Linked DNA regions of Homo sapiens: region 1 is linked to region 2. A link is an interaction called in ENCODE POLR2A ChIA-PET data of the cell type or tissue named here. Cell type or tissue: PC-9. All regions are shown on one strand. Each heading gives the region's core, and the rest is flanking DNA. Links, peaks and the distances in the headings are about the cores only.

Evidence for each region. ChIA-PET counts read pairs that join two places held together with the same protein. Peaks named below come from ENCODE experiments on the same cell type or tissue, not always from the same donor. Only the 100,000 strongest peaks of a DNase experiment are listed, where the experiment ranks them.
Region 1: POLR2A ChIA-PET joins it to region 2 with 5 read pairs; 2 of 35 experiments call an interaction of 5 or more read pairs at or near these places.

The regions. Positions count from the first base shown.
Region 1 is chr4:124,853,267-124,868,561 of GRCh38, reverse strand. No RefSeq gene overlaps it. Among named protein-coding and RNA genes, the nearest start is that of ANKRD50, 150 kb to the right of the region's middle. In PC-9, for the core only: no CTCF peak of the experiment used is centred there; a DNase peak (open chromatin) is centred at 5,341.
Region 2 is chr4:124,957,295-124,972,589 of GRCh38, reverse strand. No RefSeq gene overlaps it. Among named protein-coding and RNA genes, the nearest start is that of ANKRD50, 250 kb to the right of the region's middle. In PC-9, for the core only: no CTCF peak of the experiment used is centred there; no DNase peak of the experiment used is centred there.

The sequences.
Region 1 (15,295 bases), core at 3,787-7,786, 100 kb after region 2:
TATGATGAATATTTGATGTTGAACAATGTTATATATTCTTTGACATCATTAGCTTGCTGGAGTTGTATAATAACTGCAGAATTATCTAGATGACATTCACCTGATATATAATGCAATTTTTGAAATAACTGGTTCTTATTCACTTCCACTTGTATAAATCATTGATTCATTTAGAGACATTTTTTGAAACAGTTCAGCCTATGGCTTCACCTATAACATGCCTGCTGAGGGCATGGAATATTCCAGGATGTTGGAAATTATTTTGCTTTCTGCTAACTATCCAAGAGCCACATGGATTCAAACTACAGTCCCTGTAACCAAAACACTCAATGTAATATATTCACAAGAATGAAGCTTCTGTCCCAAAATTTTCCCATAAAAGTAAATCGAAAAACATTGTGTTAACTATGTGAGTGTATGCCAGTCTGTACATGTATACAGTTTATGCTACATGTGTGGTAAGATATAAGGCAATTCCTCATTCATCTTCCCCACTGGGTTATAAGCAACTACAGATGAATACAATTCTGTCAAGATTAGCACCAAGATGATGGACTTCATAATTTTTTTAAATTTTCATTAGATTATTTTATAATTTCAAGATTTGACACTTACCTTAGAAGTGACTTCTGAAGGGGACAGTAGTCCCCGCTTATCTGTAGTTTTTTCTTCAGTGGTTTCAGTTACCCATGGTCAACCATGGTCCAAATGTATTAAATATCAAATTCCAGAAATATCAAACTGAGAAGTATTAAATTGGACACTATTCTAAGCAATGTGATGAAATCTTGCAGATGCCCACTCTGTCTAGACTGGAAAATGAATCATCCCTTTTTCCACTGTATCCACACTATATATGCTACCTACCCATTAACTGTATAAGAAAAAACACAGTATATGTAGGGTTCAGTACTATCTGTGGGTTTAGGCATCCATGGGAGGTTCTGGAACACATCCTCCACAAATAAGAGGGAGATGTAGATACCTCAGACTTATGAATTCTCAGGATACTTTACCACATTCCCAGTGGTCTTTGTTAACCAATGAAAATTGACAATATCATTCTCTTTTCCACACCGATCAAAGATAAAACAGCCTTTCACATTGTTTGACAGAAAATTTTCCCTTGTATTGTACAAAACAAAGGCAGGGGGCAAGCATTAGCCTTAATAAGTGATGACTAAAAACACAAATTCTGGCAAGTGCTGCTCCCTGATCCATTACAGCTTTCATCTGAGGGGCAGCACACACACCCATATAGACTTTGGAGCTGGTCTGCCAAGTTCAAATATTGCCTTAGCCAGTTCTTAACTGTATCACTTAACCAATGACCAAAGTCACTTTGCTGAGTGGCAGCTTCCCTCCTCTCTAAAATAGGGATAATAAGGTACCTATCCATTAGGGTTGTTAAGAGTGAACATTTTAAAAATACTTAAAATTGTGCTATATAAGCACTGCGTAATCAATGAATTCTGATATAGAAGTGATAATCTCTCATCTACATTTTTAAGACTTGAGTCCTGGCAATTTATACATGACTATCATGGCAACTAGCAGTAGCTGGAGTGCTTCTGCATCTAAATATCCAGGTGCTTATCTCAGTAATAGAACCAGATATTTCCGTCCTGTTTGGACAAAATTCCACATTGCTTTAAAGACTCCAAATAGGGAACCTCATTAAGCAGTCAGCTAAATTCTTTACTTTCACAGTTATTCATCTTGGTATAAAATTATTTAAGTTTGTAATTTAGCCAAAATGAAGGCTAAACTATGATACTTGAAATATAAAATCAATAATGTTTTTTTCTATAGGGTTACAACAAGCATGTAAAAGTTAGGATTTTTTTTTAAGATATTAGAATGAGAATACTACTAAGAAAATGTGTGTGGCTTTTTACAAGTTGTTTTTAATAAATTAAGTTAAAAAAAAAAGGGGAAGATAAAAATGTTTTCTTTGCCCCATAAGGGAGAAAAACAAATTCCACAGTGTTCAGGATCTCTCTTTGGAAATATGTGTTTCATGGAGTTAAAATGTTCCATTGATGTGTTGAGATTATTTGGTGTGTTTCTCATCCTAAAGAAAATATTCATCCTATGTCACACACAAAGAATCCTCCCACATAGAAGGAGAAATTTGCCATCAGTTTTTTTAAGCATTTCCTTTCAGACATGGCTTAGCACGTGTTTCTTAATAACTTAAAAGTCCCCAAATGTATTTTCAGACAATGTGAAAATAAGATGATTCTTAGAGGATTACAGAGGCGCAGAACATTGTCTATCTGCATCTAGCAGCCTGCATCTTAATTGTGCTAGAAAAAGTCAAAAAAATGCAATCCTTAAGTTTGTATTGTTTAGAGATGATATCAATAGGCCAAAAAAAACATTGTTGGGCTTATTTTATAAATTTAATGTTTGAGTTAGGAACCCTAAATATTTGAATCATTCAGAGCTTATTTAATTTTTAGACTTCATAGCTTATAAGAATTTCCTCTTTCTAATTACAATAATGCTATCAGAAATATCTTTTTTCACACAAAACTAATATATATTCAATAATGGGCACATGATTAACCTTTAAATAACTTAACTTAAATGCTATCTTTAGCATGTGTATTTTATTCACTCTATGATAGTACAGCATTTGTCAAGATTCCTGAACTCTTAATATAATTGCTTTGTGTTCTGATCCAATACCAATATAAAAATAATAAAAATTATTTTAGTATTGACTACTCTCTATTGCCTGTACAAGGCTAGTTTCTTTATGAGCATAACAAAATACATAAGAATTAGTGGCTTGCTTCTTAATTAGTTTCATGCTATTAAGTTCCTATGAAACACTTTTAATACTATACTATTTTTGTATTAAGTACTTTACATAAAGATAATGCTGTTTCTTTTTTTTAGCTTTTAACAATAGCAACAAAGATGATAAAATATCATGAACTGAAAAAAAATATCTTTTTAATGTTTCTGAACTCAAATATAAATTCATTTAACACAGCCTATTTTTGGGTAGTCATAATTACAATGAGTCTATTCTTGAATTATAAAAAAAAATCAAACATTTTCAACAGCAGCAAGTACAATGACTAGACTTGGCAGTGCACATATATAACCTAAAACTTGTGAGGGAGCTAATAAAAAAAGATTAACTCTCAGAGTAAGCTCTTATTTGTTCTTCAGATCAGCCAGAAGCTAAGTCTGTAGCTGAAAATTAAGCTCCTTAAAGCAGGGTAAAAGGAACAAATCTGAAGTATAAATGATAAAGTTTCCAAGTTTTTGGCAATCTCTTCTCTCCTTTACCTGCATGATAGCCATTTTTTAAACTAAAACTCTAAAGCCTGTCAGTGATAAATCTAACAACATAATTACAGACTTGGCATTGCTCTTACTTTTGTTGAACATCACGACTCGTTGAAATGTTTGCTTGCCTTTCTAGTGAATATGAATAACCCAATGGAATAAATGCAGTGATTGGAAATGAATCTACATCTCCAGTATTAACCTTCCACATGAGCCACAGATTTATAACTTGATGCCAGCTACTACCATGATATGTCCAGCCACTCCTAAAATCTACAGTTTAATGTATTGTCTTCTTCTGCAAACAAAACACCCTAGTCATCGGTCAAGTGTGCCACCTTCATTCTGACTTAGATTTATTTTCTTTAGCCTGTGCCCCCTAATTCCCTTATATATACTAATCAAAATATCCTGTTAATATTCCCTTTTGGCCAATCACTCTCAAATTTACTCCTATACCATTACCGCTATCAATACCTAAACTGCGCTTATTATAATAATAGTTTTAGTTTACTTCTCCACATCTTAAATAATTCTAAGTATGGCTACTATATTAATAGTCATTTCAAAAAGACCAAAAACTAGTATTTATGTCACATTCACCTCATAAGAACTAGATAGCAAGAATCTCAAGATAGCAAGAATCAAATTCTTCGAACTAGAACCAAACGTCCTTCATTAACTGATGCCCTATTAACACAAATTAACTGTTGTAATTTACATTTTATAACTTTCCCGTGGAATTTTCTTCCCAGCTGACCTTCACCTCCACACTCAAGCAAAACATCCTCAGTTGTGCTGTCATGTAAATACACTATGTTAGCACTCTACCTCTGTTGTTTATAGAGCCTGGAATGTCCTCTATGATGACCTTCACCAATTCATACCCAACACTCTTCAGAAAAATCCAGCTTGAAGCCAGGTGCGGAGGGGCACACCTGTAATCCCAGTTACTTGGGAGGATTGCTTGAACCCAGGAGTTCAAGACCAGCCTGGACAACATAGCAAGACCCTGTCTCAAAAAAAATAAAAGTCTAGCTTAACACTCATCAGGTTTAAAATGCGCTAAGCATTCAATAAATATATCTTGTGTAAGGAGCCAAGGAAAAACTTCCCCTCCATCCTCTGGAGGTTCACTGAAAATCAACTGATAAAAGACACATTAATAGGAGAAAACACGTATAAATGTATTAACATTCATAGAAGAGAATCACAGAGAAATTGTCCTACCAGGCAATGAGGTACAGATGGTTATGTTCCCTATTCTTAGGGGAAACAGAAATAGGGAAGCGTGAATGACTTTAGGTGGGGGTAATAAATGATTTTTATTGGAATTCAATGAGCTTGAAGAACATACAATTGCCTGGGACAAAGTCTTTTGGGCCCACAGAGCAGACAATGGTTTGTGGCAAAAGTCTGTCCAGGTTTGTTGACAGACTGCAGTCTTCCTGTGATATGAGTTCAGTTAATGAAAACTCAGGTGTGGAACCAAAGGTAATTGTATTCTGCTTTGGTAGGTCCAGATTTCAGGCAGATAAAAATCTTTAGAGAACATTATAATCCTGTGCTTTGGGAGAGACAGAGCACTGAAAAACAGGAGGTAGGGGATCACAGAGAACTTGAGGCTTCTTCTTCAGTTTAGCATGTCAAAACACCATGTTTTGGGGTATCCGTTTCTGTGCCCCAACACTTGAATACCTACTGTTTCCCTCAGGATATGCAGTAATCTTGGCTGCATAACAATAGAACCTCAGTGGATTAAAATGTAGGTAGGATCACTCATTTAAGCTACATGTCCATCTTAGATCTACAGAGGCATCCGCTCTATGTGATCTTCACTCAGCTGCCAGCCTGTTGCAGTCTAGAGTATTTGGAATCTACCTGCTTCTATGGTGGAAAGAAAGAAATATGGGGAAATCACGTGCCAGATCTGATAGTGAACTGAAAGTGACACACATCATTTTACTCCTCACGTTCCAGCCCTAACTATGTGATACCAAGGTTGTGCAATCCTACCATTTGTTCAGAAGGAGAACTGGAAATATTACTGAGTTTCATCATGTGGCTTGAGATGATAGGTTGCAAGCTGATCTTAAGTGTGGGATATTTTTTCTCTTCACTCTCCTCCACCTGTATAATAATATGTAGTCATCCTGGACTCACCAAAACCCCCACATTATAACAAGATCTCATATTGATAGCTCTAAGCTTCTATCCTGTTATAAAATAGGAGTTAACACAGACCCAGTCATTGAAGCAAGCACCTTGGTAAACCTGGTTCTTAGCTTTTCATACTTCTCAGAGCTTTAGATAAAGAGCTTTAGATAAAGAGCCTGTGGCACTCACTAAAGCAGTAACCCTCTTTCCAGCAACATGATAGAATAGTACTACATGAGACCATGTTACCAGTGTTAGCCGATGACTTCCAGCGTAAAGTGATATTTCACTACCAAGCACACAGTAGCTAATGTGAGACCCTCTAGAGCCCTTTAATCTTAATGCAGATGTCAGCACATATAAAGGCAGAGGCTTCTACATCAACCTTAGTCTAAAATGAACACAAACCTCAATGAGTGAAGACTCCTTATCAGCCTCTGATGCATATGTAGCTGAGCACAAAATCAACTTTTGTCATTTTTAAACCAGTAGATTTTGGAGCTGCTTGTCAATATCATAATCTAGGTTATATTGACTAATATAGATCCTTATGAAAGCTGTAACTCAGAGTGATAGTAAGAAGCTTTTTATTCTTTCTAATGGAATGCTGCAACAAGCCCTCAGTGCTTTCAGAAGCTGAGTCAGGCTTGGATCCCCTGGGATGGGGCATTTTGGATTTTGTTTTCTCCCAGAGTCAAACTCTGGCTGACTTTGTTTGCTTTTGAAGCTAGATCCCACCAGCTCAGGCTACAGTGTGGTGTTTCTATTCCACTTTTGGTACATAAAGATATTTATATTGTTTATGGATATTTATTTTGATGTTTTAAAAATTATTTTACCTCTCATTGATGTGTTTGGCATGGAGAGAGGATTTAAAACAGGCTTTCAAAGTGTCACCTCCTCCTACACTTTTTATGGGTTTCAACTTTCAAATCCTCATGTCAAGTCAAGCATTTGCCAACACTAGGGTAGAAAAATATATTCAAGGTCTATAATAAGTCAGGATTTTTCTAACCAAGGCATTATTAACATTTTGGGTTGGATCATTCTTTGTTGTAGAAGGCTGTCTTGTACATCGTAGGTTGTACGGCAGCATCTCTGGCTTCTACCCAGTAGATTCCATTAGCCATGCTTCTCCATTCCCCCGAGTCTCAACAATCACAATGTCTCCAGACACTGACAAATGTCCTCTAGAGAAAGAGAGCATAATCACTACCAGCTGAGAACCAGCTGAGAATTCAGTGACCTGAATAACTCCAAAAGAAGAGTATCAAAAATGTATTTAGTCATTACTAGAATAATTATTAAGAATAAAGACTCTTTAGATAATTGGGAATATGTATATATTTCAAATTTATATGTGTGTGTGTGTGTATCAGATGGACCCTTTTTTTTTTTTGCAAAAAAAGTTATCTTACCATTTTATTACATATTTCACAAAAAGAGTAGTAACTAACAATTCAAGATATAATGTATTAGTTGCCATAAGCATGCCAGAGAGAGTTCCTGTGGCACATGGGTATCAGTTGGTGTCTTCCTGTGCCTTATTAGGATGGACAACTCATTTCCATTTACCTGGGACTTTCTCAGTTTAAGCACTGATTGCTTAACACCCAGGAAAGCCCAAAGGCAAACAGATGGATGTTCACTGCTAGAGACTTACTGTTTATGCCCCACCCCCAACCTCCCTTCCAAAATTTGTATTCTGAAACCTAATGGCCAATATGAAGGTATTTGAAGGTGGAGTCTTTGGGAGGTAATTAGGTCATGAGCACTCACCCTCATGAATGGCATAAGGTATTAGTACCCTTATGAAAGAGACCCCAGAAAGCTCCCTGACCTTTCTACTATGCAAAATGCAGCAAGAAGACAGCCATCTATAAACGAGGAAGTGGCTCTCACCAGACACTGAATCTGCAAGCACCTTGACCTTGGACTTTCCAGCCTCCAAAACAGAATTAAATTTCTATTGTTCATAAGCCACTCAGCCTATGGTATTCTGTTATACCAGCCCAAATAGAAAAGACAGCCATCCTACAATAAGGGGTAGCAATTCTATCAGTGTGTGCCAGTGGAAAGTTCATGTTAACCTTAAGAATCTGGCTAAATTTTAAGGAAAAGATACTTCTTTATCCACCTCTAGCTCCTATTTCCTGCTTTTTATGAATTTTACTTTTTGCATTAAATCTTAAGGCTCTTTATTAATTTCCTTATTGCCATTTAAACAAATATAGACTTTATACTCTATCTCAAAATAAAAGAGAAAGAAAACGTTCAAAACGCCTTTTGTGTAGAGTAGAATCTCTTGAATTTACACATTTGAATATCACAGAAACATAATTTAAAATAGAATATCAGATATGCCAGCTTTTAAAATTTCCAACATAAATCTGCCATGTTTTACATGCATTTACTTTCTCTTTTCTATTGAACCCCATACCCCAACACACACCCCTGCCACACTCCCTGCTCTTTTCTCTCCTTCTCTTCCTGCTTATTCTTGTCAGAGTATTTTAACTCATGAGTCTATTTCCGTAACTCTGGAAATCTATCCCCTCAAGGTCTCACTGTTTTCTTCAGTTATTCTATCAAAGATTCTTTGTTTTCTATGCACAAACAGAGACTTTCCTCAGATGAATTCTGGAGTGTTTAGTAAAATAATGTTTCTTTCACCTTATCAAACATGTTATATGAATTTGTAGAAGGAAGAAAGTGTTCTGGCTAGCGATTACAGAAGACATTTTTCCCATGAGCAGAAACAAAAACAACAAAGGCACGGTGGTGAGATAAGGCGTAGTCTAGCATGGCTGGAGAGGAGGATCTGTGGAAGGAGATATGTTTAGAAGATTAGGTTGGGAATACTTGAGAGAGGTTAAATGCCAGTGATAGACTTGGGAATATATTTCATAAGAAGTAAAAAACCACTGAGTAATTTTAAGTAATTAGATTAAAACTTCTATATATTAAAACTTCTATATATTAAGCCAGCAAACAATTATCCTTCCTTTATTTCATTCACTTTTATATTACCTTCTTATTGGTTAACCTAGAATATATGCTCAATATTTAACACTGTAATAGTGCAATTGCCTCTGTGGTAGAAATTTTACATTATCTTTTCTCTTTCCATTGCCTAGAGTGGTCTGAAATTGATATAAAATGTAAATTAAGTTTCCTGAGTAATCTTTATCAATTAATGTTATTATCAGAAAATTTACCATCCAATATATTGTGCATTCCTTTTTTATTTGAAAAAAAACCATGCTATTATTAGGAACCCCAAACAAAATGCAACTGAATAAAAGAAAAACTTCTAAAGTAGTAATACCACCTAGTTTCTATTTTCCCTCTGGCAAACCAGACTTTCTCCTCTAAAAACAAAATAAAGTATATCAAGGTAAGGTATTTAAAAACTTTACATTTCATGTACTCTTAAGCTTTTCAGGGTAATATTCAGTAACATTTTAGATTCTCATTTTCCATGTCAGAGTTCACATGGGATTTCATTCAGAAAATAATTGAAACCATTTTCTGTCTATAAATTACCAAGCGTACTGTGGAAAAGTTATTTGCAGTCTGTTGAATCATCAGTCAGCAAGAGTTTTTGCTTCTCTCTGATTTTAGTTCTTCGTCAAGGAATCATTTTTGCTGAATTTTGTATTATATATATGTAAAATATATACACACACATGCATACCTCAATAATGAATGTTTTTACCCTCTTGCTACTTTTGGTCTTTTTTTCTGTCCTTTGTTCATTTATATACATAATTTTGAGCTAGATCTCCAGAAAATATCATACTCATTTTGTTAGCTGAATATCACTAAGCTTCCAGTGTTTTCCATCTGCATGTGTACATTGTTTCTTACAATAAATGAAACAGAATAAAATTAAAAATACAATACTGCAAAATGTACCCACAAAGAGACCAAAGTCTTACACCTATATCCGTGTTCCACATTCCTTTAAATAAAAACTCAATACTAAATTTCCCCTTAAGCAAAATTCAATTGAGAAAGAAAACAACACATACTGCATTTTCCTAGTGTCACTGAACTATAAAGGAATCACCATTAAGGTACTCATATTGTGTTAAACCTTTTTTCTCCCTAACAATTTACTTTAATGGATAAAAGAGAAAGAACGAAAAAAAATTTCCATTGCCTCACTAATATAATTACTAAGCATCTGCAATGGCTCCAAGGTAAAAGCAATAAAATTATGACAAATATACAACAAATATATGTGGCCAAATTGCTTGAGAGATCCATTATATGCAATTTTTTTGTGTTTCTTTATGTAGGTCTGACTTTCACATAATAGGGCAACAATGATTATTCTTAACATTACCAGGTTTGTTCCCTTAACCAGCTCATAGGCTAAAAATTCCACTTTCTCAATTAACCTTTGAGAGCACCCAGAGCCATTTAATTTGCTATTTCTGAAATGTTGCTTGTTAGGAGAAAAAATTGCCATCCTCATGAACCATTTGCACCCATGCTGGCAGGACAGGATTCCGGCATAGTTCCATCTGGGCCTAGCTTATTTTCTGAATATCTCTTTCAGTTAGTCTTTTCTTTGTGTGCTAGCATCTTCTTCAAGCTGTTTCCCAATATTGTTGGAAGGTGGAGACTAGCAGCTATTGGGGGCAATATTGTTCATATCTCAAGAGCAAGCCAGCAGTATTAATTTCTACAATCACCAAAGTCCTGAAATTCACACTGATTGGACTGTCCCTGAATCAATGCCCGTGATCAGGCAACTGTAACATGCTCACTTACTAACCCTGGATTATCTGAACATTTGGCTATTGCTAGTTAGATAGGAAGAGCCTGACTGGTTTAGATAAAGGATTCACGCCAGGGCTAAGTGTTGAGCTAAACCCACCAAATGAAATGCCGCTACACAGTGGGACACAGAGAAATTGGCTGTTGAGAGGAAGGCACACAGTATGTTTTTGTCACTGATCAGGTTTTCCAAGGCAGATTCTGAGAGCGAGGTTTAGTTTATTGGCATCTCTAATAAACTGTTTATTAGAGAGTTCCCTTGGGATCAACACCTGTAAAGAGAGGGGAGGAAAGCTGGAGTGGGGAGAGCAGCAGGCCTAATGACAGGTTTTACCGACCCTATGAAGACTTCTGAAGCCAGAGTCATCCTTCAGTGGGTCAAAGGGTCAGACTTTTATTCTCCCATGTAGATCAGCCACCAGATGTGGCGGACTGGGAAAGGGGTGTGACTTTGGTAGCTCTCAGCAGGTGAGGCAATTCCTGAAGCGCTGAGAGCACACCTAGATGCTGGGGCAGCAAGTCCTTCACCAAAGGGAAATGTGGGTAGTACCTCCCCTAGAAACATGTGACACGTGAAACTCTGTACATAGACATGTATGCATATGCATATAATGCACTGGTTAAACTCTGAAAACTCATTATTTTTCAAGATGACAATGCAGCTCAGAGATTGGTTTTATTAATTCTTCCAGCTGATCAGAGCTTGATTGACTCAGAATGTAACATTTTTCCTTTACTTGTACAAGCATTCCAAGTTAATCTTAAATCTTGAAGAGGCAAAACACAGGGTCAAAATTGATATTGGAAACATCGGTCCACTTTACGTTTTAGCTTTGCAAGCCAAACACGAGTTTTTGGGTTACAAAACAAAACAAAACAAAAAACAAACTATGCAGCACCATAACATCACCCTCCCCCAGACTAATAAAATGAACAAAAATAGCTTTAAATCAAGAAGAAAAAGAAAAAGAATTCTTTTATAAGCAGCAACCAAATAAGGACACAAGAACAAAGTGAAGCCATAAATCTCAAAAAGCAAAGTTAAAAAATGAAACAGAAGAGTCTAATAGGATAGTTGTCAGCTCCCTTGCTCCCCAAAACAACACTGAAAAAAGGAATGACTACAAAATCCTCTGAATTCTCACTAAAATCTTCCATTTAGAAAAATGTAGACTGGACTGGGCGCAGTGGCTCACGCCTGTAATCCCAGCACTTTGGGAGGCTGAGGCGAGTGGATCACGGGGTCAGGAGTTTAAGACCAGTCCGGCCAAGATGGTGAAACCCTGTCTCTACTGAAAATACAAAAATTAGCCAGGCTTGGTGGCAGGCACCTATAATCCCAGCTGCTAGGGAGGCTGAGGCAGAGAATTGCTTGAACCTAGGAGGCAGAGGTTGCAGTGAGCCAAGATCGTACCATTGCATTTCAGCATGGGCGACAGAGCAAGACTCCATCTCAAAAAAAAAGAAAAAAAGAAAAATGTAGACTGGGGATAAGCCCTTTTAATATTTTTTCTTCCCTTACTGTTCTGTATAGTTTGAATTTTTATAATAAATTAACATATATTATTTAAATGACTATTTATGTAAAACATCAAAATAAGAACTAAAAACTTACTCTATGTGTCCGTTAAATAGTACCTACTTAAAATTGTCAGCCTGATACATGAGAATGTGAGGGCTGATCTTGGCCAATGTATATTCTGCTAATTGATTTGCTTCAATAGATAGGCCTCCAAAAAAAATGTATTTATTTATTTAGAGACAGAGTCTCACTCAGTTACCCAGGCTGGAGTGCAATGGTGCAATCTCAGCTCACTGCAACTTCTGCTTCTCGAATTCGAGTGATTCTCCTGTCTCAGCCTCTGGAATAGCTGGGATTACAGGCACATGCTACCACAACAGGCTAATTTTTGTATTTTTAGTAGAGATGGGGTTTCACCATGTTGGGCAGCCTGGTCTTGAACTCCTGACCTCAAGTGATACACCTGCCTTGGCCTCCCAAAGTACTGGGATTACAGGCATGAGCCACCATGCCCGGCCAAATTTTTTTTATTTAAAATGAGTAATAGAAATTATATATCAGTTTTCTGCAGGAGCTTATTCTAAATAAATGAAAATATGTCTTATATATCACTTTATTATTTTGGCAATATACACTGATATAATAAATTTTCTTTCCCAAGACCTTTATGTTACACTTTTCTATAGTTCTTTAGTCTAGGTAGTATGAGTGACAAATCAAAACACTTATTTATTCAATTTTCACAGCCATGTGTTCTTACCCTCCCAATCTTGTAGAGCGTGAACATCATCCACTCTCATCATTCATTTTAAAATTTTGCCTAGCACTGTGCAGAGCATTGTGGGAAATCCAGGAAACAGTATCTACTCCCAGTAAGCTCAGAACAGGCCCCTGGTAGCTATTGTGTCTGCCAATAACAAATGTTCCACAGGTAACTACTAGCTGGGATGTCCCCCAAGGATACTCCTCGAGGTCCCATTATGTATTACAAAAACCAAACTTTCAGGTCTCAACGTAATGGTCCTAGAAGCCTACCAAGTAAACATTCAAGGGATATGGGAACACAGGTTTAGCAGATGATTCTTCTCTCTCTACTCTCCCTCTTCCCTCGATCATGTTTCTAAGCAGCTGAACATAAAGAAAAATAAGTTGGGGAGGCGGTAGGTGTAAAGAGGTTGGAAGAAAAAAAAAAGAAAAGAAAATGTGGCTAAAAGAGGAAGAAGAATGCCTGTAACTAAATCCAGTCCTCAAAGACCACTCTACGCCAAGGTTATTCGATCATCATCACTGACTATGAGTGCCAGGAGACCTAAGTTGAAGTGACAGATGTACCATTAACTCCTTCTGTGACTTGGGCAATCTATGTGGCCTCTTCATACCTTAATTTCCTTGTTTGTAAATTGGTGATAGATAAGGGCCTAGTATTTTTTAGGGTTAATAAGAGAACTGAGTACATGAAAGCACTTTATAAATGGTAGCATGCTATAAAAACATAAATGCAACTGGATGTTCCAGTTGTACCCAGCCCGAACTAATTTAGAATCAGTTTGCCTAATCAGTGGGATGATGACTACTCCAGAAAGCTATTTGCATGTGTTGTGGGTGGGCAGAAGGTATTTTACTTTCAGGCTGAAGGAGAAAAGAGAGACAGAAAGAGAGAACCCAGACATTAGGGCTAGTCTAGGAAAAGGAAGTGAAAACGGAGAATTGAGAGTGTCTTTTTTCAGTCAGTATAACATGCTTTTTATCCCCAGTGGTGGTAAGAATTAAAGCAAATACTGAAGAAGATATTTAGATGAAATTCTCTGTTTTTCTACGTGCTAACGTGGTTTCCTGGCTCAAGCGACAAAATGTGGCAGTAGGCTCACTGTTTCCACAACCATCATAGATCCCCACTGGTATTGAGGTCCAAGGTTGGCCAGCAGGCAAGAATGGAGGTGCCTAGTGTGAAATCCAAACAGATGATGGCACCCAGCCAACACACAATCCCATGCAGAGCACCAGTGGAAGGGGTAGTCCACTTGCAAGTGGACTGCAGAAAGCATACTTTCTCAAGGAAGCTAGATTTGAGAGTAGAATAAGATTTGCTTCTGAGCATATTCAAAATTTTCCAGCAGCCAGAGGTCTTACATTAGCAAATATCTAAAACTAAGACATTTTAAGTATGGATTTTTTTTTTTTTTTTTTTTTTTTTTTGAGATGGAGTCTCGCTGCTCTGTCTCCCAGGCTGGAGTACAGTGGCGCGATCTGAGCTCACTGCAAGCTCCGCTTCCGAGGTTCACGCCATCCTCCTGCCTCAGCCTTCCAAGTAGCTGGGACTACAGGCACCCGCCACTTCGCCCAACTAATTTTTTGTATTTTTAGTAGAGACGGGGTTTCACCGTGTTAGCCAGGATGGTCTCGATCTCCTGACCTCATGATCCGCCCGCCTTGGCCTCCTAAAGTGCTGGGATTACAGGCGTCAGCCACCGCGCCTGGCCTTTAAGTATGGATTTTAATGTTTGTGCCTTCCAGTGAGTGAGGCTTGAGAATTTAATTAGAATAGCATATATATATATATATATGTGTGTATATGTGTGTGTGTGTGTGTAAATATATATATATAGATATAACTTGTAAAACAGGATTTCCCTGTTATTTTCTCATGTATGAATTATATCTTTATTTTATGGATTTAATCTCTTATGGAAAATAGAACATCTAAACATGATTGAATCTATGTAAAGAATGACATATTTTATTGTACCTTGCACATCTAGTGCAATGGAAATTATGTCCTGAAACCCAAACTACTTAAGGATTTTCTTTTTTTTTTTTTTTTTTGCCGGGGAGGGGGGGGGGTGGATGTTGGGAGGGTTTTTTTTTTAAATTTTTTTAAATTATTATACTTTAAGTTCTAGGGTACATGTACACAACGTGCAGGTTTGTTACATATGTGTACATGTGCCATGTTGGTGTGCTGTACCCATTAACTCATCATTTAATTTTGAAGCTGTAAATACTCTTTCTTCACATGAAATATCCTGTTGAATTCCAATATGTATCTCAATTGAAAACCAGCATAATGAGCAAAGAAAATATCATTACCCTCAGTTTGACACTAGAGTTCTTCTTATTGAGAACTGTGTTTTCTTGAGAAAAAAAACTATAGCAAGCGCTGGAAAGTTCTCTGCTTTCCCTTTCCTCACAGAAGTTTTGTATATTGGCTGGAGCTGAGCAGAAGCATAAGTCAGGAGAGAAGTTTGTGTTCCTAGGGCAATCTGGGAACAAAAAAGTAGGGGATCTACTCAAGTTAGAAACACATGGGTTCTGCAATATTTTTTAATGTGTAAATCAGTGAAGCTTATCAGCCTATGGAGGTCAGAAACAACATGTAAGTACCCCAAAATCAAGAGTGGGAGGTAGTCTTGAGCTAATAAAACACACAATGAAAGTTGACCTTGATGTTGGAAGCATATGCGGGACACCAGATATTCATCCTTTGGTCAGTGTCAGTCAATCTGGGTAGCTGCTGAACCATCT
Region 2 (15,295 bases), core at 5,548-9,547:
ACCATAAAACAGATTTACACAATCCATAAATTTGTCTTTTATACTAATTACCAGGTTACAAAGAACAGCATCAATTCACTGAGGAATTAGATTCTATTCAATCTGTGACAAATGGAAAAATGTTGATAATTAATAGAATATAATATACGTAGGAAGTATAAAAACAAAGCAGTCACGGCCGGGCGCGGTGGTTCACGCCTGTAATCCCAGCACTTTGGGAGGCTGAGGCGGGCGGATCACGAGGTCAGGAGATTGAGACCATCCTGGCTAACACGGTGAAACCCCGTCTCTACTAAAAATACAAAAAATTAGCCAGGCGTGGTGACAGGCGCCTGTAGTCCCAGCTACTCGGGAGGCTGAGGCAGGAGAATGGCTTGAACCCAGGAGGCGGAGCTTGCAGTGAGCCAAGATCACGCCACTACACTCCAGCCTGGGCAACAGAGCAAGACTCCATCTCAAAAAAAAATAAAAATAAAATAAAAATAAAAAAACGAAGGCAGTCACTAACTAGGTCCAGCCCAACAAAAAGGGGAGACTACACTGAGCATGAATACCAGTAGATAAGGAAAATAGAGAGCTATTTTGAAGCTGATTATCATAGTCATTTAACAAAAAAGTTAATTTCAAAGAGTAATGTATTTATCCCAGTGTAAGTTTGGACAGAGACTTTTGTACAACAGTCTATGATTCAATTTTTCGTATATATCTGAGGAGTCTATTATTTTTAAATAACTTCCTGTATTTCTAGGCTCTTAAAGTTATTTGTAGATAGTTCCACAATACAGAATATATTTTTATTACATATCTAACACCTGTTTGAACTTATGGATAGGAAGCTACACTAAAATGGACATCAAATTAAAATAAATAAATAAATCCTCTTCCCTAAGCTAAGTCCATCAGAGAAAAGTATAATAGGGTAAAAATAGCATAACTATATAATGTTTGGCCCTGTCTTCACCTACTTTCTAAGTACTACAGTATTCTTCATCCCAAATTATTGCAAAGTATTTCTAAAAGACCTGTGTAGCTGTTTTTGGTGTGAGCTACAAACCAAACTTTTTCACTTCCACTTGGTTCCTACAGTTCCTTTTTACCTCTTAGATTTCTGTGATTATTTCTTATACTGCTCCTCCTAAAAAGAAGCCATACATATATGGCTAACAGGGAACTAAACCGAGCATGAATACCAGTAGATGAGGAAAATGGGGAGCTATTTTGAAGCTGATTACCACTGTCATTTGACAAAAAAAAAAAAAAAAAAAAAAGTTAATTTTATCACCTCTAGTAATCCTTGCTCACGTCCCAAGGAAGCCATGGGGGCCAGTGTGAAGGTGCTGACTTTCTGCTGAAGATGTTTCTCCCGTTGCAATTCTGGTACATGTGCCTCTGGCAGAAGACACTTCATACTCTTTATGACCCATTTATCATACATTTTTTTAACCACTTGCTTATACTATCACTGAAGCATGAATCTGTAAAGACCAGAGGATGATCTGAATAGAAGATAGCATGCTGTTTTTAGAACCACCCTTCTCTGTGGACACTGGCCCATTGTCTTCAAACACCTTTGACTCTTTGACTCTCTCTTTCCCTTCTGACAGGCTTTTGTCCCATGGATCCTAGGTGAGCTGCCCCAACAGTCCTTCAGACTTCCCAAAACATGCCTGTATTCTAGCAGAAACACAGTGTATTAATCCATTTTCACACTGCTGATAAAAACATACCTGAGACTGGGCAATATACAAAAGAAAGAGGATTAATTAGATTTACAGTTCCACATGGAACTCAAAAACAAAACCACACACCTACAGCCATCTCATCTTTGACAAAGTAACAAAAATAAGCAATGGGGAAAGAAATTTATTTAATAAATGCTTATGAGCTAGCTGGCTAGCCATATGCTGAAGAATGAAACTGGACCCCTACCTTTCTATATATACAAAAATTAACTCAAGGTGGATTAAAGACTTAAATGTAAGACCACAAACTATTAAAATCCTAGAAGACCATCTAGAAAACAACAACATTAACATAGGCCTTAGGAAAGAATTTATGACTAAGTCCTCAAAAGCAACTGCAACAAAAACAAAAATTGACAGGTAGGACCTAATGAAACTAAAGATCTTCTGCACAGCAGAAGAAACTCAACAGAGTAAACAACCTAGAGAATGGAACAAAATAGCCACATACTACGCATTTGAAAAAAGTCTAATATCTAGAATTTATATGGAATTTAATTCAACAAGTAAAAAACAACTCCATTAAAAAGTGGGCAAAAGACATGAACAGACTCTTCTCTAAAGAAGACATACAAGCAGCCAACAAATGTATTTAAAAAGCTCCACATTACTAATCATCAGAGAAATGCAAATCAAAACCACAATGAGATGCCATCACATACCAGTCAGAATAACTATTATTAAAAAGTCAGAAAACATCTGACCCTGCTGAAGCTGTGGAGAAAAAGGCACACTTTTACGGTGTTGGTGGGAATGTGAATTAGTTCAGCCACTGTAGAAAGCAGTTTGGAGATTTCTCAAAGAACTTAAAGCAGAACTACCATTTGACCCAGCAATCCCATTACTGGGTATATACCTAAAAGAAAATGAATCTTTCTTCTAAAAAGACACATGCACTTGTGTGTTAATCACAGCACTATTCACAATAGCAAAGACATGGAATCAACCTAGGTGCCCACAAATGGTGGATTGGATAAAGAAAATGTGGTACGTATACACCATGGAATACTATGCAGCCATAAAAAAGAATGGAATAATGTTCTTTGCAGCAATATGGTTGCAGCTGGAATCCATTACCCTAAGCACATTAACTCAGGAACAGAAAATGAAATATCACATGTTCTCATTCATAAGTGGGAGTTAAAGAATGGGTATTCATGGACATAAAGATGGCAACCATAGACAGTGTGGACTACTAGAGAGAAGAGGGAGGGAGAGAGAAAGGCTTGCAACAGTAACTATTGGGTACTATACTTGGTACCTGGGTGATGGGATCAATCATACTCCAAACCTCAGCATTATGCAATGGACCCAAGGTAACAAACTTGCAAATGTACTCCCTGAATCTAAAATACAAGTTGAAAGTATAGAAAAATTTAAAAAATGAAAACTTCCTACTAACATCCTTTGGAAACAGTTGAATGAAATTATTAAAAGCATGAAGATCATGTTTGCATACTTAAACATTAGTGCATGAAATAAGATTATGAATTGAGTTTTTATTATGTAAAATAATGACTAAATTTTTATAGCACTGTTATAAACTGAATAATAGAAAACAGAGCCCTTGACAGTAATCTCAAAATATGGTAATTAAGAAGTTGGATGGTTAAAACAAAGATAAAGCACAGTCCTGAATGTTAATGTTTAAGCTGAGAATCCTCTGCTGCAAACTCCAAATAACGAGGATAAAACAGAAAGTCGATTATCACTATAGCAAATTATTTTGCATTTCTCAAGGCAAGTGTTTCACTGACAATTAGGGCTTATTAGGGAAAAGGTTAGCTTTTTTCCTGAACTATCTATCCTTGGAGTAATTATCCTTTTCATTTCATATGATTTCTCATGTCAGTTATCTACCTGGTCTCACTCCCTTCTCCTATTCTGGAGATACATAATGTTCTGCATGTAGTAGATTGAGAATTCTGAAACTGTAAAAACTCCAGCATTAGGATGGCAGAAGTCAGGCAGGGCCTGATATGCCTTCTCACCATCGCCCATTTAAATACCATAAAGACATTTAAAAATGAAGGAAGCTCGAAACAGTTTTGAGCATAAGAATAATGCCTATTCTTGGATAGTCTTCATTAACTTACTTAGCCCAACTGAAACCTCTTAAATAAAAAGGCAGAAAAAAGCAAGTAAGAAAACAACAAAAACACACACACTAAGTTTGGGCTGCAGGGTTGGGTGTGGGCTGGGAGAACACCTGTTTTTGTGAATCCAACCTCTCTATTCTGCCCATAGTATAGCCTTTCCAAAGCTGAGCTGGAGCTCTGGCACTGAGTCCCTCTCTTTTTTCCAATTCTAACATATTTCATGTACCTTAGAACTGTGGCATGGGGACAGCTATTGACATTAATGTTATTATTATTAACAAATATTTTGTGACTTCTCATGGATATGACCTGGGCATACAAAGAGAACTTAAGTCTCATCTCTTTCTTAAAATAATTTAGACTTAATGTTAATACATTTTCAATTAAGGACATGTAATTTCCCTATTATTAAATAAACATCAAACTCTTCTCTAGGCTTCATACAATCTTGCCCTGTTAAATCTCTCACAGTTTTGTCTCTACTCCTCAACTTCCAGAAAGGCAGGATATAAAAATCTTCCAGGAAAGTGTGATATAAACTTTAAGCATCACCTCTTTATCAGGAACTAAAAATAAGTACTTGCAAAGAGGAGCTAAATTGATGTTTTATTAATTCAATGATCCTTTCTTTTGCCTCTCTTTAACAGTTGACAAATTATGACTCTAGAAGAATAAGCTTTTTTTCCTTTTATGTATGTCTGTGTTTCCGTGTATCTATATGCATCAGATATATGTAAATTTTGACCCTACGTGTACTGGCTGGGATGCCTTCACCACCAGCCCTTGTTGTTTATCAGAGCTACTGTGTGAAGAGAGAGCCATGAGATATAATCCTCTAGGTGGCTTTGAGTGCTATGAGCTTTGACAGTTACACAAATTTCCTATTTTCCCCCACAAATGCTTAATACCATTTGTTCCTAAATTGAGAATTGCCCAAATGGGTGGGCTATGGTTGTATTCCCACCCAAATATATCAAATATAGTCATCTTTCAAGTGATTGTCATAAGGCTGTGATGAATTCCAAAATAAAGATAGAAATAAATAGATAAGAAATTTAACCAGCATCTGAAAAGGGAAAAAAAAACCACAAAAAGGAAGCTTAGAGGAAAAATAAATTCTAGATTCATATTAATTTCCCACTCAGAATTACGAGCTATTGTTTAAAAGTTAAATTTCCCTTTCCTTTCTTAAAATCAAAAAACATTTTATCTTTTCTTGCTGGTACTTCAATTCTTACTCTGAACTTAATTTACCATTCTACTACTTACAGGATTTGTAAAATATAATTTTTATACTTGGATTTCAACCACACTTGTAATTGAACTGTAAAAGCTAAGCTTTCATATCATCAAATAAATTAAGTTTCTGTGAAATAGAAGGCCTGTAGTTGTGACTGAATCTTGGTTTGCCGCTTGCTTTATAAAAGATAAATAAAGAAATTATTTTTCAGTTATTTTACCCTTACAATAAAAAATATTAGGATAAGAGAGTATGAAAGGCATTTAAAATACTGAATATTAGCAATGCACAATTAGGATCTAGCTATGGGGCACACTGTAGTCACTAAAAGCAGCATAGGCCTGTGTGCTCGGACATTCCGAAAAACTAGGAAAAGCCTAAGGCATGGGGTTTTGAAGAAATGTATAAACTCTATTATTCATTCTATTATTCATATAATTTCATAAACATCTGGGTCTACAAAGCTGTTGTCTGAGATTAAAGATGATAATAGAGGTGTCATTTAGGGGAGCGGAGCATCTACAGGATGACATAATCTAGATGAAATTATTGTCATCAAGGCTCAGTTATGCCCAGCTTTAAAGTGCAGAACCATCCCAATATTGCAGCCAGTGGTGATTGGTCTTTGAGAAGTCAGATCTTACCAGCCAGATATGAAAGAAAATAGAATTAGAATTGTCCAGGAAAAGGAATGATCATGGTCATTGGAAAACCGTTTGCAGGGAGGCTATTGTGGTAAGCCAAGTTACATGGAGGATGTTATATTATGAACATGGAGTCAGAGGAGGAGGAATGAGCTGAATGACTCAGTGGCTACTGTCATTCAGCTCCTTACCTGATACTTTCCTTTCTACTGTGGTTCTATGGCTGTTGCATGGAATCAACAATAATTAGAGATTTTATCAATACAACTCCCCTGGATACAGCTGAATAAATACCCCCTCTCTGATTCTATTCCACCCTGACCTCCCTTCTATTTAGATAAGTTAATTACATTTATGTGTCAAGTCTTTTGCATCCTGCTTCTCACCTGGGAGATGGATTTTTTTTTTAATTAGAGTGACTGAATTTATTTACCATCATCTATTATGTGTTTACTAGTTTTTCTGAGTTTAAAAGTACATTAGTTATGATGTTATTTACTAAAATAAAAGGAATTGGATTACATATTTGCTTTAGAAGAGATACACCTTTTTTTTTTTTTTTACTTCTTAGAGAAAGACAGCTCTCCTCTGTCCAAATCTAATTCTTTCATCTTTACGCCAGATCTTATGTTGTCTGGTCTGCTCCAAAATTTTGCCTCCATCATTTACTTTTGTCTTATTCTTCATCTTTTCCCTCTTTACAGGTGTTCCCTTCTAAAATAAATTAGTTTAGCTCTCTTACACTTAAAAGAAATGATCCTGGGGCCTTTTACTTCCCTTCTAGCTTGAAGCCTCTTTCTATGTCAGACCTCCAAAAATATCAGTCTATGTCTCCATTTACTTACCTCATAATCAGGTTTCAAATTTAATACCACTCCATAAAAACTCTTCTTTATAAAGTCACCAATACTTTCCTAACTTGCAAAATCGCTTTGTTCATTCTGTGGCTTTGTTCACTAGTGACTATTCCTTTCTTGACCTACTTTGGTTTTTCTAAAATGCACCAATTTTTTAACTTAATTTGACCATTGCTCAGTGTGTTTCCTGCTAGGCTTCACTTCCTCTCTTGCCCTTTAATTTTCACTATTCCTTGGAGTTTTATCCTTGTCCTTCTCTTGTGCTACTTATTTTTCCTGAGCAATCTGATTTATTGTTATGACTGCAACCACCAGCTTTTCACTCACGACAGCCAAGTCATTATTTCCACCTAAGCTCCAAATCTATGTATTTGACAGCCTATTTGACATCCCACCAAGTGAGCAATTTATATTCAACATTACAAAATGAAGTATATATTTTTCCTCCAAACCTCCTTCTTGTGTTATATACCCAGTTTCAAAGAAAGACATTTTCATTTAACCAAAATCATCTGAAGAAAATGACTAGAAGTCTCCTTTTCCTTTTGCCTCTCCTTTGCCTCTCATACTGAATTAATTGCATACATATCATTGAAAAAGATATGGATGTACCTTTAATCAGTTCCTTTTCTCAACTTTCACCACTATTTCTCATGCCCCACCACTTCTTATCTGGCCTGTTCTAACTACATCCTAAGAGGTATTCACCTATATGAGAAAAATAAATCGACACAAGTGTTAAGGACAAGAAAGCAATACACTTTAAAGTGCAATTAGAGATAATAAAGAAGTGTGACCTCAACATCTAAAACCATTTAAAGTGCCCAGAAATCTAATTTGCCACTGTTTTGATCACTGGAGCTTTTTACTGACATCAGGGAAAAGAAATAAATTCTGAATTAGACCATCCATTGTTCTGTGATTTAGAGTGACTCCCATTTACCCCTTTGAGTAATAATTTAAGGCTTTTATACCATTGCTAGCTCTGGGTCAGTGTGAAGTATTAAACAGCAGCCTCTAATAGCATTTCTGAGTCTTTTTAAGCTGCCATTAAGGGTTCAAAGCCGTACTCCTGTCTCTACACTTTTATTTGTTTTAATTCTCTAAAACGTGTGTATCTTCCATGGTATTTTCATCGTAAATTGCAAGGTCGGAACTAGTTTCTGCAGTCTGAAGTTTTAACATCCATTAGTTCATAAGATCCAATTCATGCACTCCAAATCATTAGTCTGTAAAATACAGTTATTTCTGTATGAGAAATCTTATGTCTTATAAATGTCTTTGAAGCATGATCAGGTTATACACCCTTACTATCATTGATATAAACTGTGTGATTAAAAACTCAGGTATGGCCAATCTCTTGGAAAACATGCTGGTAAACATGAAAGAACAAACTACGTATTTATAATCTGAAGAGTTAATCTTTTCTGAGTTTGAGGTTGTTTTACAGGATTGACCTCTCCGAAGCATTTTACAAGATTATGATTTCACAGGATAATACAGACTCTTTGTCCCTGTTCCATCCTGGAAGCACTGTCCTTTGGGCAGATGGCACCATAGACCCAGGGTTAGTCTGTAGCAAAAACAAAATACTTCTTCAGCTGGGAGCAACACATCATCAAGATAAGATCAACTATCCCTTTGTTCAGGGAAAGTGCTTCAGCCTTTACAATGTCTGCAAGGCCAATCTTCACTTTATAGCCTTTCTTTTACAGTTGAACCCTTGCTTCTATTTGTATGTTGATTCCTCTGATAATTTAAAAATATTTCTTAGAGGGCAAAAGCCAAGCAGTCCACTAGAGTAATTGAGATAGAAGGGTTGAGTTTTATTTCAATTTCTGTTCCGGAGCATTTCTTACTCAAGAAAAGAACAAACAGAAAACATGAAGTCCTCTATCTAAGGGTTCATGAACAAACATAAATTGCCAGCAAAATGGAAAAAATTGCTATTAAAACTCTCTATAATTTTATATGTAAACGTGTATAAACACAGGCAGGGTGTAAGCTGCTATGCCTCCTGTCTAAAACTGCTTTAAGTATTTAACCTCCTGAGCTATAGTTCTACCCATTGAAATAGGTCCTGTGGTACGTGCTAAAATGTGAAATGAAGAAATATCCTTTAGCCTACCTTATGCTTTCTACTTGGTGTTTGATTTGCTTGGTAGAGGACCAAAAAGAGTACCTATGGTTGAAAAGTTCACCAAATTATACCTAATAGATAAAAACCTAAATCTCGAAATTTGACTCTGAATAAATTCTTGTCAATGATTATGCAGTTTTATCTGGTAAGTAATTATCTAATTTACCTGAATGATTCTATTGAGATCCAAAAAGAAATAAACCAAAACAAACAACAGAAAAAACCCATATTATTCATCTTTATGCCACCCAGACAGTTTTGTTTTTCTTCTTTTTTTTCTAGCCTTAATACCAACCTACCAGGGTTCATTAGCCCTATAATGTCTCTTCTTTCTTAAACACACAATGATTATTAGTTTGAGAAACCTAAATACATAAAACAAACTTCTTCTGGGAGTACTGCTTGACAATTTAATTACAAAAAGCAAAGAAACGTTTTAAACATTGTCAGACTCTTGTTCTAAATCCTCAACCATCTTATCTCTTCTCTTAAACTAACATCTCCTCTAATAACATCTCGTTTCTTAAGCTAACAATTTCTAGAAGCAGCATTTAACTATACAAGTGAGGAACTATATCTTTGCTGAGCATCTACTCTGTGCCAGAACCTTTACATATATTGCCTCATTGAATGCTTGTAAGGACTGCAGAAAAGTAGGTGCTTAACTCTGCTTTATATAGAAAATGAGATCCAAAAAATGAAGTCCTTGCTGTGCCATTAGGAAACAAAGAAGCTGAGAAGGCAGTCTGGGTCGGCCTTGTACCAGAGCCTGTGTTATTCCTATTTTACCCCAGTGAAGCACACACAGAGGAGATGCTGAGGTTAACATAATTATTTTCCTCATGAATTCCAGTGAGAAATAAAGCTGGATTAGACAGGCCTCACTAGAATAATATAAGGGAAGGGACTGTTCTGCTGGATCATATGGTTGTTAAACCATCTTCCTGAAGTATGTATGTCACATGTGGGTCAGCTCAAACTGAGATCCAGGATGATGGGGAAAGGGATCAACTGCTCATGTCAGTGACCCTTCTCTGCATCAGTTGTCCTATGAGCCCTCTTACAGTCTCAACTATTTCTTGTTCTTAACAGCAGCTATTTTAAAACTCTAATAAAATAACCTCCTTTTATCTTCTACTTCAAAGAAAATAGAAAATATTAGACAAAAACTTCAACTTTCTTCTTCTGACCCTACATGCTTATTCATATGCAACTATCATTTCCTCCTTTCTCCCATTACCATATGATATGGTTTGGCTTTGTGTCCCCAACCAAATCTCATCTCGAATTGTAATCCCCACGTGTTAAGGGAGGAACCTGGTGGGAGGTGGTTGAAACATGGGGGCAGTTTCTTCCATGTTGTTCTCCTGATAGACTGAGAGTGCACGCGAGATCTGATGGTTTTAAAGTGGCAGTTTCCCTATGCACTCTCTCTCCTGCCAATATGTAAGATACATGTGCATTGCTTCCTCTTCACTTTCTACCATGATTGTAAGTTTCCTGAGGCCTCCCCAGCCATGCAGAACTGTGAGTCAATTAAACCTCTATTCTAGTTTGTTATAGCAACGTGAAAATGAACTATTACAGAAAACTGATACCAAGAGCAGGGTACCACTATAAAGATAACCTGAAAATGTGGAAGCGACTTAGGAACTGGGTAATGGGGAGAGATTGGGACAGTTTGGAGGGCTCAGAAAAAGAAGAGAAGATGATGGAAAGTTTGGAACTTCCTAGAGACTAGTTGAATGGTTTTGACCAAAATACTGATAGTGATATGGACAGTCAAGCCCAGGCTGAGGTGGTAACAGATGTGGATGAGGAACTTATTGGGAACTGGGGCAAGGTTGTTCTTGCTATGCTTTAGCAAAGAGACTAGAGGCATTTTGCCCCTGCCCTAGAAATCTGTGGAACTTTGAACTTGAGATAGATGATTTAGGGTATCTGGCAGAAGAAATTTCTAAGTAGCAAAGCAGTCAAGATGCAACCTGAAAGTGTTCAGTCATGTATGTTCACAAAAAGCTTATCTAAAACTGGAAATTGTATTTAAAAGGGAAGTGCAGCATAACAGTTTAGAAAATTTGCAGCCTGACCATGAGGTAGAAAAGAAAAACACATTTTCTTGGGAGAAATTCAGCTGGCTGCAGAAATTTGCATAAGTAATGAGCAGCCGAAATGTTAATCCCCAAGACAATGGGGAAAATGTCTCCAGGACATTTCAGATATCTTCATGGCAGCCCCTCTCATCACAGGCCTGGAGGCCTGGGAGGGAAAAATGGTTTTGTGGGCCAAGCCCAGGGCCTTGCTGCTCTGTGCAGCCTCAGGACACGGTGCCCTGCATCCCAATTGCTCAAGCTCCAGTTATGGCTAAAAGGGGCAAAGGTACAGCTTGGCTCATCGCTTCAGAGGGTATAAGCCCCAAGCCTTGGTGGCTTCCATGTGGTCCTGGGCCTGCAGATGTGCAGAAGACAACAACTGAGCTTTGGGAGCTTCTGCCCAGATTTCAGAGGATGTATGGAAATGCATGGATGTCCAGGCAGAAGTTTGTAGCACAGATGGAGCCCTCATGGAGAACTTGGGCCAAGGCAGTGTGGAAAGGAAATGTGGGGTTGAAGCCCCCACACTGACTTCCCACGAGGATACTGCCTAGTCAAGCTGTGAGAAATGGGTCACTCTCCTCAAGACCCCAGAATGGTAAATCCACCAACAGCTAGCACCAGCATCCATCTGGAAAAATCACAGGCACTCAATGCCAGCCCATGAAAGCAGCCACAGGGGCTGTACCCTGCAGAGCCACAGGGGTGGAGCTGCCTAAGGCTGTGGGAACCCACCCTTTGCATCAGCATGCCCTGGATGTGAGACATGGAATTAAATGAGATGTTGGAGATTAAAGATTTAATGACTGCTCTGCTGGATTTTGAAATTGTATGGGGCTGATATCCCCTTCATTTTGGCCAATTTCTCCCATTTGGAATGGGAACATTTACCAAATTCCTGTAGCCCCATTGTACTTGGAAGAAACTAACTTGCTTTTGATTTTACAGGCTCATATGTGAAAGGGACTTGCCTTGTCTTAGATGCAACTTTGGGCTTGGACTTTTGAGTTAATGCTGGAATGAGTTAAGACTTTGGCTGTTAGGAAGACATGATTACTTTTGAAATGTGAAAAGGATATGAGATTTGGGAAGGGCAGAATGATATGGTTTGGCTCTGTGTTCCCACCCAAATCTCATCTGAAATTCCCCACATGTCAAGGGAGGGACCTGATGGGAAGTGATTGGACCATGGGGGCTATTTCCCCCATGCTGCCCTTATGATAGTGAGGAAGTTCTCACAAGATCTGATGGTTTAAAAGTGTCAGTTTCCCTTGCATGCTTTCTCTCTCTTGCCACCATGAAAGACATGCCTTACTTTCCCTTCACCTTCCATGATGATTGTAGGTTTCCTGAGGACCCCCCAACCATGTTGAACTGTGAGTCAATTAAATCTCTTTTCTTGATAAATTACCCAGTCTCGTATACTTCATTATAGCAGTGTGAAAATGAACTAATACACCATGTAAAAGTTTCCCACCTTGCTTCTATATTTCTGTTTGCCTAACACATACAGCCTTCTCTGGGACCACCCTCCCTAATATACACACTTTCTAGCCTGTGTCCTAGATGGCCACCACCTACAACAACATTTAAACATTTTTCTTCCTTGTAATAAAACAAATAACCAAATCTACATCCTCCTCTAGCTGTTCCCCTTATTCTCTCTTCTATTTTATAATCAAATTTCATAAAGAGTCATCTACAAGCGCTTTCTCTACTTGTATCCTCTAGTTGAGTATGCAAACTTCTGAAATCTGACTTCTGGCCATGCTACTCTGCTGAAACTATTCTTGTTAAAGTCACAGACAAACTCATTACTTTTAAATCCAAAGAATATGTCTCCAACAACCTTTACCCTCCATAGACTCTAGGCTGAGTCTCCCTTCTTCTGTCACAGACTCTTGCCTTGGCTTCCATATCCCCAAACACTCAGGATTGTCCTCCCAGCCCTCTGGTGGCACTTTCTTTACCGCATTTATATTATAATCATCCTCTAACTCTGAACAGGTACAAGGCACTGGGAGAGATAGCTATGAAAATGAAAATTTTTATAATGCTTGCTTTAGGCCTTATATGGAGGGACTATATATATATCTATATATCTATATATCTATATATATATATCTTCCACATGGTTGGGGAGGCCTCAGGAAACCCATATATATATATCCCTCCATACAAGGCCTAAAGCTATATATATATATATATTTTTTTTTATGTACATGTGTATATATAGAAATATATATGGGAGAGAGTGAGTACATGCTATGAGGGAATTCTTAATGGCTACAGTAAGATTAATAAAATATAGAAAGAAATAGATATGAATATCTATATATAGATACAAATATCAATAGCTCAATAAAGTATAGTCATGTGTCATAAAATGATGTCTTAGTCAATGAAGAACCACATATATGATGGTGGTACAATAAGATTATAATACTGTATTTTTACTATCACTTTTCTATGTTTTGATATGTTTAGATACACAAATACCATGATGTTATATTGCCTACACTATTGAGTATAGTAACATACAGGTTTTTAGTCTAGAAGCATGGGCTATGCCATATAGCTTAGTTGTGTAGTAGGCTATGCCATCTAAATTTGTGTTCATGCAATGATGAAATTGCCCAGTGATGCGTTTCTCAGAATGTATCCTCATCTTTAAGCAATTCATGACTGTCATACAAATTAGAGACAGCTCCTAAGATACCTATAGTCTGTTGTGCTATAACACATATTTCCCTAGCACAAATGAATTCTTACATGATTGGTAAGTAGGGGAGATGATGTCAGTGTAACAGGAAACTGAGTTGTTTCATTATCAATTTTGCCCAAGCAAGAGAGGCTGGTGTAGCAGAAGTAGAATTATAACTGTGTTAGAAAAGAAAAAAAGCTTTCAACTTGGCTACTGCACAGGTAAGAACATTTTTAGCTATATTTTAAGAAAATTAAAAGCAAACTCTAGCCCGGAGCTCTGATGCTAGAGCAATACTCCTGGGACTGAGGCCTCTCTCAGCAGGTTGTATTTTTACCAAGGAGCACAGACCTTCATTTGTGTTTGCATTATCTCAGCGGCCCTCAAGCCAGCATTTCTACTTTATTGTTTTTGCACCTATTTGATGTTGCTGAAGTGGCATCCCTGAACTAAGTTGTTTTATGACATGTCAATAATTGTTTTGTTATTGCTTTGGTTACAAAGTTGCATTTGTTTGGGGGAAATCAGTCCCTAAGCTTTATTGTTCCCATACACCTTGTGATTTTTAGTACATGATTTTGCAAGACACAAAGATTTCTGAAATGCACAGCCATCCCAAGGCACTGGGATGAGATCTCTCCTCTCTCTCTCTATACACACACACACACACACACACACACACACACACACACACAAACACACCCACACATATGTATATATACATTTCTCTCTATATAAGGCCTAGTGCAAGCATTGTACAAATTTTCACTTTTCATAGCCATCTCTCCCAGTGCCTTCATACTTGCAGATATCCCAAGTATGTCTTTTTAAATTTAATGGAAATTAAGCATTAATCATCTTGTATTTTATTATCAAACATATGCTTGGATTGTATGATTTTATTTCAAGAAAAATTTAGAAAGTGTCATTGTATTAGCCTGTTCCCACTCTGCTAATAAAGACATACCTGAGACTGGGTAATTTATAAAGAAAAAGAGGTTTAATGGACTCAGTTCTACATGGCTGGGGAGGCCTCACAATCATGGTAGAGGCAAAGGAGAAGCAAAGGCACATTACATGGTGGCAGGCAAGAGAGCATGTGCAGGGGAACTCCCTTTACAAAACCATCAGATCTTGTGAGACTCACTCACTATCATGAGAACAGCAACATGGGGTAACCGTCCCTGTGATTCAATAAGGACTGGAGGGACTCCTACCAGGTCCCTCCCATGACAGGTGGGGATTATGGGAACTACAATTCAAGATGAGATTTGGGTGTGGACACAGCCAAACCATATCATTCACACCTTGTTTTCTTAATACAAATTTCTTTAAACAAGGCCAAGCTCATATACTTTACCTGTCTGCCAGTCCTGAAACATGAATAGAAAGCTATTTTTTAGTTATATGAGTTGTATGTTGTGAATCTGATAAATCTCTTTCTTCCCATATTCAAAGATTGCAAAAATAGATGAGTGGATCTTAATCAAAAAAGCAAAAGGAATTCATTTTTGGATGAATTCTGAGCTAAAGATTTACTCTCATTTTTTTTATATGCTAGACTTGAGTGTTAAAAATAGGAGGTTAGCACGGATGTGTAAATATAATATTACCTACACTTCCCTAGCATATTTCTATGAACGTGAAATCAGCACCAAGGCTTACTTCTTGGTGTTTAGCCATAAGGCTATGTTGCTGACCCCTTTCTTTGAAGGAGCCTTTCCCATAATTTCTTGTCAGAGTTCACATTTACCTTTTCTTCTTCTCAACTCTCTT